Regions from separate parts of the Homo sapiens genome. Here region 1 is linked to region 2. A link is an interaction called in ENCODE POLR2A ChIA-PET data of the cell type or tissue named here. Cell type or tissue: IMR-90. All regions are shown on one strand. Links, peaks and the distances in the headings refer to the core of each region. The heading gives the core; the rest is flanking DNA.

The links. ChIA-PET counts read pairs that join two places held together with the same protein. Peaks named below come from ENCODE experiments on the same cell type or tissue, not always from the same donor. Only the 100,000 strongest peaks of a DNase experiment are listed, where the experiment ranks them.
Region 1: POLR2A ChIA-PET joins it to region 2 with 5 read pairs; 2 of 35 experiments call an interaction of 5 or more read pairs at or near these places.

Annotation. Positions count from the first base shown.
Region 1 is chr6:106,061,688-106,067,079 of GRCh38, forward strand. It overlaps a transcript of PRDM1 not described here. Among named protein-coding and RNA genes, the nearest start is that of PRDM1, 22 kb to the right of the region's middle. RefSeq lists an enhancer at 2,247-2,757. In IMR-90, for the core only: no CTCF peak of the experiment used is centred there; a DNase peak (open chromatin) is centred at 1,984.
Region 2 is chr6:105,710,186-105,715,577 of GRCh38, forward strand. No RefSeq gene overlaps it. Among named protein-coding and RNA genes, the nearest start is that of LINC02836, 81 kb to the left of the region's middle. In IMR-90, for the core only: no CTCF peak of the experiment used is centred there; no DNase peak of the experiment used is centred there.

The DNA.
Region 1 (5,392 bases), core at 74-5,073, 350 kb after region 2:
GAAATTGAAGCTTAGAGACATTGAGTGATGGGCTTAAGGCTTTCAGCTAATTAGGGGCAGAGGTCTTCATGCATTTTCAAGGCATTGGGAGATTTTGATGATATCCAACTGGCAAATTCAGCTCTGGCCCATCCATGATCATTTCTACTTTAGTTAATGGAGTTAGAATTTAGACCTATCCAGGAGGCCTAGAAGTGAAGTGACAGACTTTAAAGCACCATTACAAGATATATTCAGGAGAGGATCTATCCTAAAGTTAATTCTGTTGATCCATTTTGATTATCAGATTGGCAAAGATGAAAATAGCTGAAAAATGCCAGTATAGGCAAGGGTGGGGGAAAAACAGCTGTCAGTGAGGTTGTGAATACATTCATCAGTGTTGCAGAGCAAGTGGGATGTATCTATTTAAAATTGTAAAAAAATCTTTTAGACCCCACTGTCTACATGGCTTGTTTTGATAATTCTTTTAGGATATTTATAGAGGTTCTTGATCATTTCAAATTTGGAACTGCCTATAGAATCTTAAAAATACATTTTTACTATACGGGAACAGATCTTTGTCATGTGCAGTATTTCTTTTTATTCTTCAAGATCTAAGTATTAAGGGTAATTTTCTATTTGTCCTTTGGAAAAGTGAAATTTTAATTTTTCTTCTCATAGGGAAAGAAAATGTGTAATCCCTTCATGAGGCTAATCCATAACATGAAAATTCATATCTTGAAAGTGATTTTCCACTGATTTATACAGAATAATTTGAGATGTATTTCCAGTGCTCCAGATGCCTCTGCACAGTTGTTGATGGGAATGTGGAGGAAGCTGGCTCTTACTAAAGTAATTTTAGTGGGATGTATACAAAAAATATTGGCTGCACCTGGCCCTTTCTAAGAGTGAAATGTCCTTTATAGCAAATTGCTCTAACAAGAGTTATTCCTGTATAGAAAAGGTTTTGAATAGCTTTCAAAGCGTTTTCCAACATAACTCCCTACCCCTCCTCCAACACACACACCATTTTGAATCATAGGTTTTGACTAAGTTTTGGCTTGCTGCTGCTCAGCCTGCAACAGTTGGTTACTAAACGGGAGGACTACTAATGTGTTCAGAGAATAGTGGTTCTCTTCTGGTTGCTGATAGGAGGGTTTGTTGGGAAGGAATGGGAGTGTAAATGAATAATCAGTGCTGGTTTCTGTTTTTAAGAGTCAAAGGAAATGGCAGTCCCCTCTCATTTCACCTCCCACCCCCCAAAAACGCCTAAATGAAGATAGATGGATTCCCTTACCAGCAAAGGGCGAAGGGGATGCCCTCTATCTGCAATAGGAATGGCGGGGTGATTCGTGGGTCCCCGCAGATTTAGTCCTTTCGTTGTGTTGTTTTCCTGGGGCTTCCTGACTGTGACCACTGCTCAGCTCTTAAAACTTCTACCTTCAGGTCACGCGAAGGTCAATGTAAACTAACTCAACACCTCCTTTCCAGATCCTTCTTCAAATGGCAAGAAAGACCAGGGGAAATAATGAGCTTGGATTTTCAAAGGCTGCTTTCTACACCAAGTATGTGCACTGGGAGTCTTTTGTATTTTGGCTGTAGAGCAGATAATCTCAGCACCAACTAGTATGGTCTAATGCTGGTTTCACAAGTAGAGTTTTCTTGGTCTTAATTGTATCCTGCCTATAAATGTCTCACACCCCTCCTCCTACCAAATAATGAAAAGTCACATTTTAAAGCAAAAACGTGAATTGCTGACATGTCAGGCTAAGTTTTCTCCTCATTTTCAGGTATTCAGGAATTAGGTGTGACTCCCTGCCCTGTGTGATACATATTTTCTCTGGGGCATCTCTTCATATATAAAGAGAGTGAGTCAATTTAGTAATTCCTAGTTCCTTTAAAAATAATTTCTAAAAAAAATAGGAAAGAAATACATTATGATCAATCCCCAAAATATTTATTAGTCAATTCTGGAAATTCCATGTTAAGTTTACGACATGCTGAATCAAGTTCTTGACCAAATCATTTGTTAGCTTGAGATTAAAAAGATGGGGCAAGGAGAACAGCTGACATGGAGGGTAGAAGGCAGAAATGTGTCAAGAAGCTTTTGCAATGTTATTTTGGTTAATTTCCCCTTGTATGCGAGTCTTATTTAAAGCAAATTATTCATCTTCATTGTGTCAGTGTGGCTTGTAGGGATTTAGCCTATATTCTGTTTACTTACATGTTTTAACAGAGTGCAGAATAGAGAATAGCTTTGAATTTAAAACTAGCTTAGAGAGTTCAAAGCTCACTCATTCTGCAAAGGGTAATAATGCCCTAGTATTAAATTTTTACCCCAAATCCGGCATCTGGGATGGACCCGATTGCAAGAGGAAGTACATTTTTCATAGATGAAAGGGAGAAATCACTGTCCCATCTAAAAATAGCATTGTATTTTCCACCAGTTTATATCAGCTGGAGGTAGGATTAAACAGTAGTTGTCTAGAAGAAAGAGACAGTAATTGAGTGTGACTGTTTCCTCTGCAAAGGCCTGGCCCAGGTGGTGAAAGTTAAGTACTGTCATTCAGATAAGGCCCAAAAGCAGTTAGCCTCGATGTCTATTTGGCTTTTCTGTAAAATATCCTCTCTGGGTGTTGAGCTGTGGACAGACGAAATCCAGGCCTGTTCACAGGGCAGTCACAGTGATCACTCAGGATCAGTGAGATGCTTAGCCAGCGGGGAAACTGTTGGGCAGTTTAAAACACAGGTGGATGTTTTTGCAATGAGTAAAAGAGCCTTGAAGAGGATTTGCCAAATGACTCAAACCTGATGTTTTGAGGACCACCAGAATAATTCTACTCCTATGTGAAAGGGGAGATGGGAAGCAGTGCAAGAATGAGTACTTGTCGTCTGAGGGCGTGCGGCCCAGCCTCAATTTATCTTGACCTCTAATAGCAGGAAAATCTTCTCTCTGATTTTCCTGGCTGTATAGGCATAAGTTGGGTCCTTATGTTTCAGATGTTTCCAGAGCTGGTTCTCCTTGGTGAGAAGGAAAGAATGTATGCTTGGCCAAAGTCCTTACAGATGCTGAATTAAAGCTAGCATTGATCAGGAGACTTTCTGGGGATAGGGTGGGAGCAGAGAACAGCACAGAGCCTTGGAAAGAGCCTTGAGAGGCTTGCAGATTCTGGAGGGGTTTTCAGCCCAGCCACTGAATTGCTTTTTGAATTTGGGGCAGTTGCTTAACTGAATCACCGTTTCCTCTTCTGTAGAAGAGAGATGATGCTCTCTGCTGTTAGTCTATCTGGTCTTCAGTAGGACCTCTGCCAGCCACACTGGTTGTCCATGTGACTAACTGTGCACAGACTGCTGGAATGGCTGAGGTCTGCCATGGATGGGTTTATTCTGATCTCTGGGGTAGTTGGAGGCTGTTTTGATGGCTAGAGGAGGTCTGTGGCTTTAGTCTTTTTGTTGATCTTATGTATTTATTGAACAAGTGTTTCTTTTTGTCAAGTTTTTTGTTTTTTTAAACAGACCAGGTCTTGCTATGTTGCCCGGGTGCTGGACTCAAACCCCTGGGCTCAAGCAATCCTCCTGCCTCAGCCTCCCAAGTAGCTGGGACTACAGACATGTGCCACCACACAATCTTATATATTATTTATTCAACAAATACTTCTTGAGTACCTACTATGATTAGACCTGCCCCTACACAAACCAATCCATAAGAGCCAGGCCCTAGGTGACAGTATATTTTCAGAGAGCATCCTATAATTTAGCTCTTTTATAGCGTCTCGTGTTGTTAATAAGCTGAAATGTACACTGGTTAAAAGTCTGGAAGGAGGAAAGTGTAATCAACAGTTCACTTTTTCTTATGTGTATCATTATCATGTATCAGTAATGTTCAGGTTATCGTAATTATATATTAAAAGGGCTACACTTTTGGCACACTAGTATGTTTTTAATTACTGCACAAAAGGTAATACAGGACTAGGCTGGCTGCCCAATAATATATAAATATAGAAAATGATTATGTTATTTGTAGTTTCTCAGTTTATTTTAAATAAAAACTGGGTCAGCAGGCCTTCAGATAAGAGGTTAGGATAAAAGAAGATTGAGACTTCCCTGCTTCCATGGATTGAACCCATGACTTCCAAAATCAGGGGTCTGCCCCATAATCCTAATGGATTGACTTCCAAAATTCCTTGGATTTGTCCTGCTGTACTTGTCTCTCTAGGGCTTAGCTGGATCCCTGCAGATAGATATTATGGTTTACATACAGTAATTCCACTTAGTCCAGCTGTAAATTTAAGTCTATTGTATTAATACAACATTGAAAGGCAGCCTTGCCCTTGCCCATGGAAGCTGAGCCTGTCTTTCAGATGTGTTTAGCAGAAAATCAAGGATTTTCAATTAGTTGGTTGGGAGGCCCTTGGAGAAACAGCCGCCCTGCCTAACCACCCATTGTCTATGGTTTCCGCTTGCTCCTTCCAAATGGGACAAATAAAGAGATTCTGTGCGTGGTCATTAATAGGCAAGCTTTGGTGGGGGCTTTGTTCTTAAATGGGGGCTTTATCTTATCCCTGCTGGTTAAGCCCCTCCATGTACTCCTCACCTGTCATAACTGTCATACATTTAATTCATCATGCTGGTGGACAGGAGCTAGCTGATCATGTTTAAATGGAAGCGGGGTGAGCTGTGAGGAGGGCTCGGTCACGTCAGTCTTAGAACTTTACCCTCAAAGACGATTATCAGATTTTAATAAAGATTTTTAAAATAAGATTTTAATCAAGTAGGCAGTTTTGTGAAGGAGAATTTTCTGCTTCATGATTCTCCCACAGAGCAGGTTGGATTTTAGAATCCAGCATTTCAAAAGATAGTACAACAAAATATGTTTAAGATTCTTGCATCCAAATTTAAAATACAATAGACATTCAGAAAGGGCATTCTTCTGTTCCTTTCCTGTCTAACTTTTTTCCTAATTATAAAAGTAATATTCATTCTTAAAGATTTGAAAAAATACAGAAAAGAAATCAATAGCATTTCTACCACCTGGTTCTAATTGATTAATATTTTGTGTATGTGTTTCTAGTCTTTTTTTCCTGTGGGTATACATATATACACATTTTCCACCAAAAATGCTTTACAGTAAGTAATGTCAGTTATGGATCCGAGTATTTTCTTCATCATTACATATCTACTGCAACACTGTTCTTTATTATAAAATTATGATATTGCTTATGGTAAAGTATTTGAACCATACCTGTGGACATAGTGTGCCAGGCCCTTTTCCGGATGCTTCATGTGTATTAAGTGATTTAGTCTTCACAATCTCCCAGTGAACTTAGTGCTATTATTATCTCCATTTTGCTGATGAAGAATGAGAGATGTAGGGAAGGTAATTAACTTGGCTAAAGTCAGACAGCATGTAAAT
Region 2 (5,392 bases), core at 322-5,321:
TGGTTATAAACTAAGAGTAGAATTTCCTGAGTTATAAGTTATGTGTCTATTCAACTTCAGCAGATAATGCCAAACCATTTTCCATTGTTCTTACATTACCTTTATTTTTTCTGGTTAAATGTTTAGCAAATATTCTATTCTAGAACTACTTTTGACCTTTTCCAAGAAATAATCTGATCACACATGAGCATTTTATTATTACAAGCTATGTATTAGAATAAGTTGTAAAAATTCTGACTACTTAAGGAAACTATTTTAGAAATTTAGTTCACCTAAAACACTAAGGGAAATTGGTAAGTTAAGAAAAAGAGAATATACAGTAATAATGATAATAGCTAAGTTTTTTGTGTGCGGCTACTGGATTTCCCCATGAAGGAGAGCAGGAGTTCCTACAAAACAGAAAGGAAGCTTATTTCCCCAAATGCCCAACCTAGGTATCTGTGTGTCTCACCAGATCAAAATGCCCAGTCCTGAATTGAGCCAAATGCCTGGCCATTGTGAAGTACTGAGTGGAGTCAAGTTACTCCAACTAGGATAAATTATGCTATGTTTGCTGTGTTGTTTAGTGCAGTAGCTTCAGTTCTTAATCCAATGTCCGGCATATAATAGGTGTTCAATATATATTTGTCAGTGACCATATAAATTAGTTATTAATAAGTAACTTCTGGGAAAAACATCTGGCTGGGAAAAACCATCATAATGATTTATGCTACTGACATAGCCAGACACCATCAAACTACTCTTTGTTCTTCAGTTACTTGTGTGACTGGTAATCTGCTAGGTCACCTTGCCTTTCAAGAGGCAAATAAGTCAGCTCAAACCATTATCACATATGGGCTGGGAAACCCAATATCCATCCCAAACTCTCCTGAGAATCTTTGAGAAATTTTGACTTTTTGCTCATCACTGATGGTTGTGTACTCTCAATTCCACTAGGTTAGTTTTCCCTGTGAAGCATATTGCCACGTTCTGCACACTCTCCTTCTCCTATGCTATGTGGTATTGCACAGGACACAAGATTGATTTCTTTCTACCCTCAAAGTACTAGCAATGCAGGACAGTATGTGCGGCAAACTTTTTCTAAGGCTTGGGATAGTAGAGTGAGCTTACATCATAGACCCACAAACAACTTGAAATGGACTAGTAGACAGCCTTGTTTTAAAATGTCCCTCAGACACACTGACACTGGGAATCTCAACAGTTGCTATTTCTCACTAGATATTTTTCTCATGAGTTCCAGTCTCCTGACTAATGGGTCAGTCCTCCCTTCCTTGACTCATCTTCTCCACCCTCCTCCTTTCAAACGCCTATTAACTTTACATGTAAATAATTTCAATTTTCTGGATTGATCTATTGTAAAGCATCTAACTGATCTCCCATCTTCCATCCTCCCTATCCTAGAGTCTATTGGTCATACAATAGCCAGCTACAACGTAATCTTAAAACATAAGTCTGACTGTGTCACTCTCCTGCTCCAAACCCTCCACTAGCGTCTCACCTAAAATAAAATGCAAACTCCTTGCCACAGCCTGCAAGGTCTTACATGCTCTGGCTCCCATTTGCCTCTCTGACCTCATCATCTTCCACTCTGCTCTACCTGCCCTAGTTTGCTTGTTATTCTTTAAATACAGTAAGCTCATTCTACTTCAGGGCCTTTATCCTTGCTATTCCCCCGTGTATATTCTTTATGTTTCTTCTCTCTGTCATCATTCAGTGTCTGCTCAAATGTCACCTTCTCAAAAGGGCTATCACTGAATTAGCTATCTATAGTTGCTCTCCCTTCCCTTCATTTCCTCCAGAGCTCTTACCACCATCAGAAATCTTGTTATTTATTTTAAAAATGATTTGTTTGTTGCCTGTCTCCCTTTATTAGAATCGAAGTGTCATGAGGGTAGAGAATGTCTTGTCTTCTTCACTTGTATATCTCAGGGCCTACAAATGTAGAAACAGAACCTGGTAAACATAAGCATTCCCTATATATTTGTTCAGTGAATAAATGAATGAGTGAAGTAATATTTTTATGTCACTCTCTCCTTACTGAACTTGTAGTTAAAACTTTAACTTCTACATTCAAAGGGGCCAATAAATTGGATTCACTAAAAAAAAAATCTATTTCGAATACAAATTATGTAATTGCATTAGGAGTCAGCCATGGCTAGAATCAATTACTGCTTTAAAAAAATATTTTCTCTCTCTTGCACATGAAAGGATAGATACACAAAAACTTAGAGATACAAAAAGTAATCAAATATATTGAATAAGACATATAATTTATTTAAACATGCATGTCTTTAAAGGTTGCCCTATATATATACATCTTTTAAATATATGTGCGTATTTTAATGACATTATATATATAGGTTTGAATAAGTAATTGTATTCTTAATGAAACAGAAAAGGGCATTTTAATGGAAATATATGTTAATCTGTCTCATTAGCAAAAAAACAAAATCCAACACTATTTAAAGTAATAAAACAAAACCTGGAAGTAAAAATCATAAAATTCAAAATGTATGGCATCCAATAAAATATTATCAGGCATACAAAACAAAAACCAAGACCCATAATCAGAAGATAAACTAATCAAATTGAAATATATCCAGAAACGACAGAACTACCCCACAAAAATGTTAGACAGCTATTATAATGTGCTCCAAATGTTCAAGAAGGTAGAGAAAAGTACAATCATAGTGAGGAGAAACATAAGATATTTAAAAAGATTCAGATGAGTCCGGGTGTGGCAGCTCACACCTGTAATCCCAGCACTTTGGGAGGCCCAGGAGGGTGGATCATCTGAGGTGAGGAGTTCAAGACCAGCCTGGCCAACATGGTGAAACCCTGTCTGTACTAAAAATATAAAAATTAGCCAGGCATGGTGGTGGGCACCTGTAATCTCAGCTACTCAGGAGGCTGAGGCAGGAGAATTGCTTGAATCGGGAGGCAGAGTTCGCAGTGAGCTGGAAGTTGAGATTGCACCACTGCACTCCAGCCTGGGCAACAAGAGTGAAACTTAGTCTCAAAAGAAAAAAAAAAAAAAGATTCAGATGAAATTGTAAAGATGGAAAATGCAATATGTTAAATGAAAAATCCATCAGATGAAATCAAAGACAAATTCAATACTGCAGAAAAGAAAAAAAAATCAGTGAACTTGAAGACAAGCAATACAGACTGTTCAACATGAAGGACAAAAAAAAACACAAAAAACCACAGGGAAAAAAATGAATAGAGCAACAATCATCTGAGGGACAATGTTAAGAAGTATAATGTATGTGTTAATGGAGTTCCAGAAGGGGAGAACACAAAAGTTTAATTCTTTTGAAATGATTGAAAATTTTTCACATTTGATGAAAACTGGAAACAAGTTCAAGAACTCAGCAAACCCCAAGCAGAATAAATATAAAGAAAAACACACCAAGACACATAATAATAAAAAAAGATAACCAGTGATAAAGGGAAAATCCTAAAAGAATCTGGATGGAGGGGGTCCAGAAGACACACTACAAACAGAGAAACAAAAATGAGAAATACAGCAGACTGCTTCAAAAGCTATGGAAGCCAGAGACAATGGAAAGACATCTAACCGCACAGGAAAACAAAAAAAAAGAAAACCCAAATATATCAACCTAGAATTCTGTATTTAGCAAAAAGACCTGAGAGAATGTTACTAGATTTACTGCTCTATATGAATGTTAGAGAAAGTTCTTTACATCAAAAGAAATTATATCAGATGTTAATTTAAATCAATACAAATGAATGAAGAGCTCTGGAGATGGTAAAAATATGCATAAATAGAAAACATTTTTTATCAGTTTGAAACTTCTTTAAAAAGAATTAACTAAAGCAAAACTAATGAATTGTCAAGTTTATAATATAGATAAAAGTAAAATGTATGACAACAATAACACAAAAGTGGGGAAATAGAAGCATTGTTATGAGTCTTACACTATACATGAATTGAAGGTAGACAGTAATAAGCTTAAAAATGTATATTGTAAACCCTGAAGTAACCACTAAAATAGTGAAATAAAGTGGTTACTTTATCATAATATAGCTAATAACACAATAGCAGAGAAAAAATGGAAATTAAATAAAAACTAAACTCCACAAAATTTGGAGAAATAAGGAAAAAACAGAACAAAGAGAAGAAATGACAGAAGAAAAAATATGTTAAATTTAAACTCAAACATATTGATAATTAGATTAAATATAATAGTTTAAACACCCGAATTAAAGGGGATTATCAGATTAAAAAGCAAAACCCAACTATATGCCCTGTATAAGACATAAACATGAAGACACAGATAAGCTAAAAGTTATTGAATAGGAAGATACATTATGAAAACACTAATCAAAAGGAAGCTGGAGTGGCTGTATGAAGTAGATTTTAGAACAAGGAATTATATCAGGGATGAAGAAGGTAATTTCATAATAAAAAAGGGGTCAATTCATTAAGAGACTATGAGAATACTAAATATATATGCACCTAATATCAGAGCTTTGAAGTACGCAAGCAATATAATACAGTCATATGTTGCTTAACGATGAGGATAAGTCCTGAAAAATGCATCCTTAGATAATCTTGTTGTGAGAACATCATAGTGTACTTGCACAAAACTAGATGGTATGGCCTACTAAATGCCTAAGCTATATGGTATAGCCTATTGCTCCTAGGCTACAAACATGTACAACATGTTACTATACTTAACACTGTAGGCAACTGTAACACAATGATAAGTATTTGTATATATAAACACAGAAAAGATGCAGTAAAAATATAGTACAAAAGATAAAAAAGGTACACCTCTATAGGGCACTTACCATGAATGGAGCTTGCAGGACTGGAAATTGCTCTAGGTGAGTCAGTGAGTGAGTGGTGAGTGAATGTAAAGACCTAGGACATTACTGTACACTACTGTAAGCTGTATAAATACTGTATGCTTAGGCTACACTAAATTTAGAAAATACAAAATTGTGCTACAACATTACAACAGGTATAATATCACTAAGCAACAGGAATCTTTTAGCTCCATTATGATCTATGGTACCATCATTGTATATGTGGTCCATTGTTGACTGAAACATTGTTAGGTGGCACACGACTGTATATAAGAAACAAAACTGATACAACTGACAAGAGAAATCGATAAATCAACAATTATAGTTGGAGAGTTTAACAGTTTTCTTTCATTAGCTGAGAGAACAAGTATACAGAAAATCAATAAAAATATAGAAGACATGAAAGACATTACCAAAATTTTGACCTAATTGACATTTATAAAACATGCTACCCAACAACAGAAGAATAAATATTCTTTTCCAGTGCAAATAGAAAATTTACCAAGACAGGTCATATTCTGGGATAGAAAATCAGTCTCATAATTTTAAAAGGTTG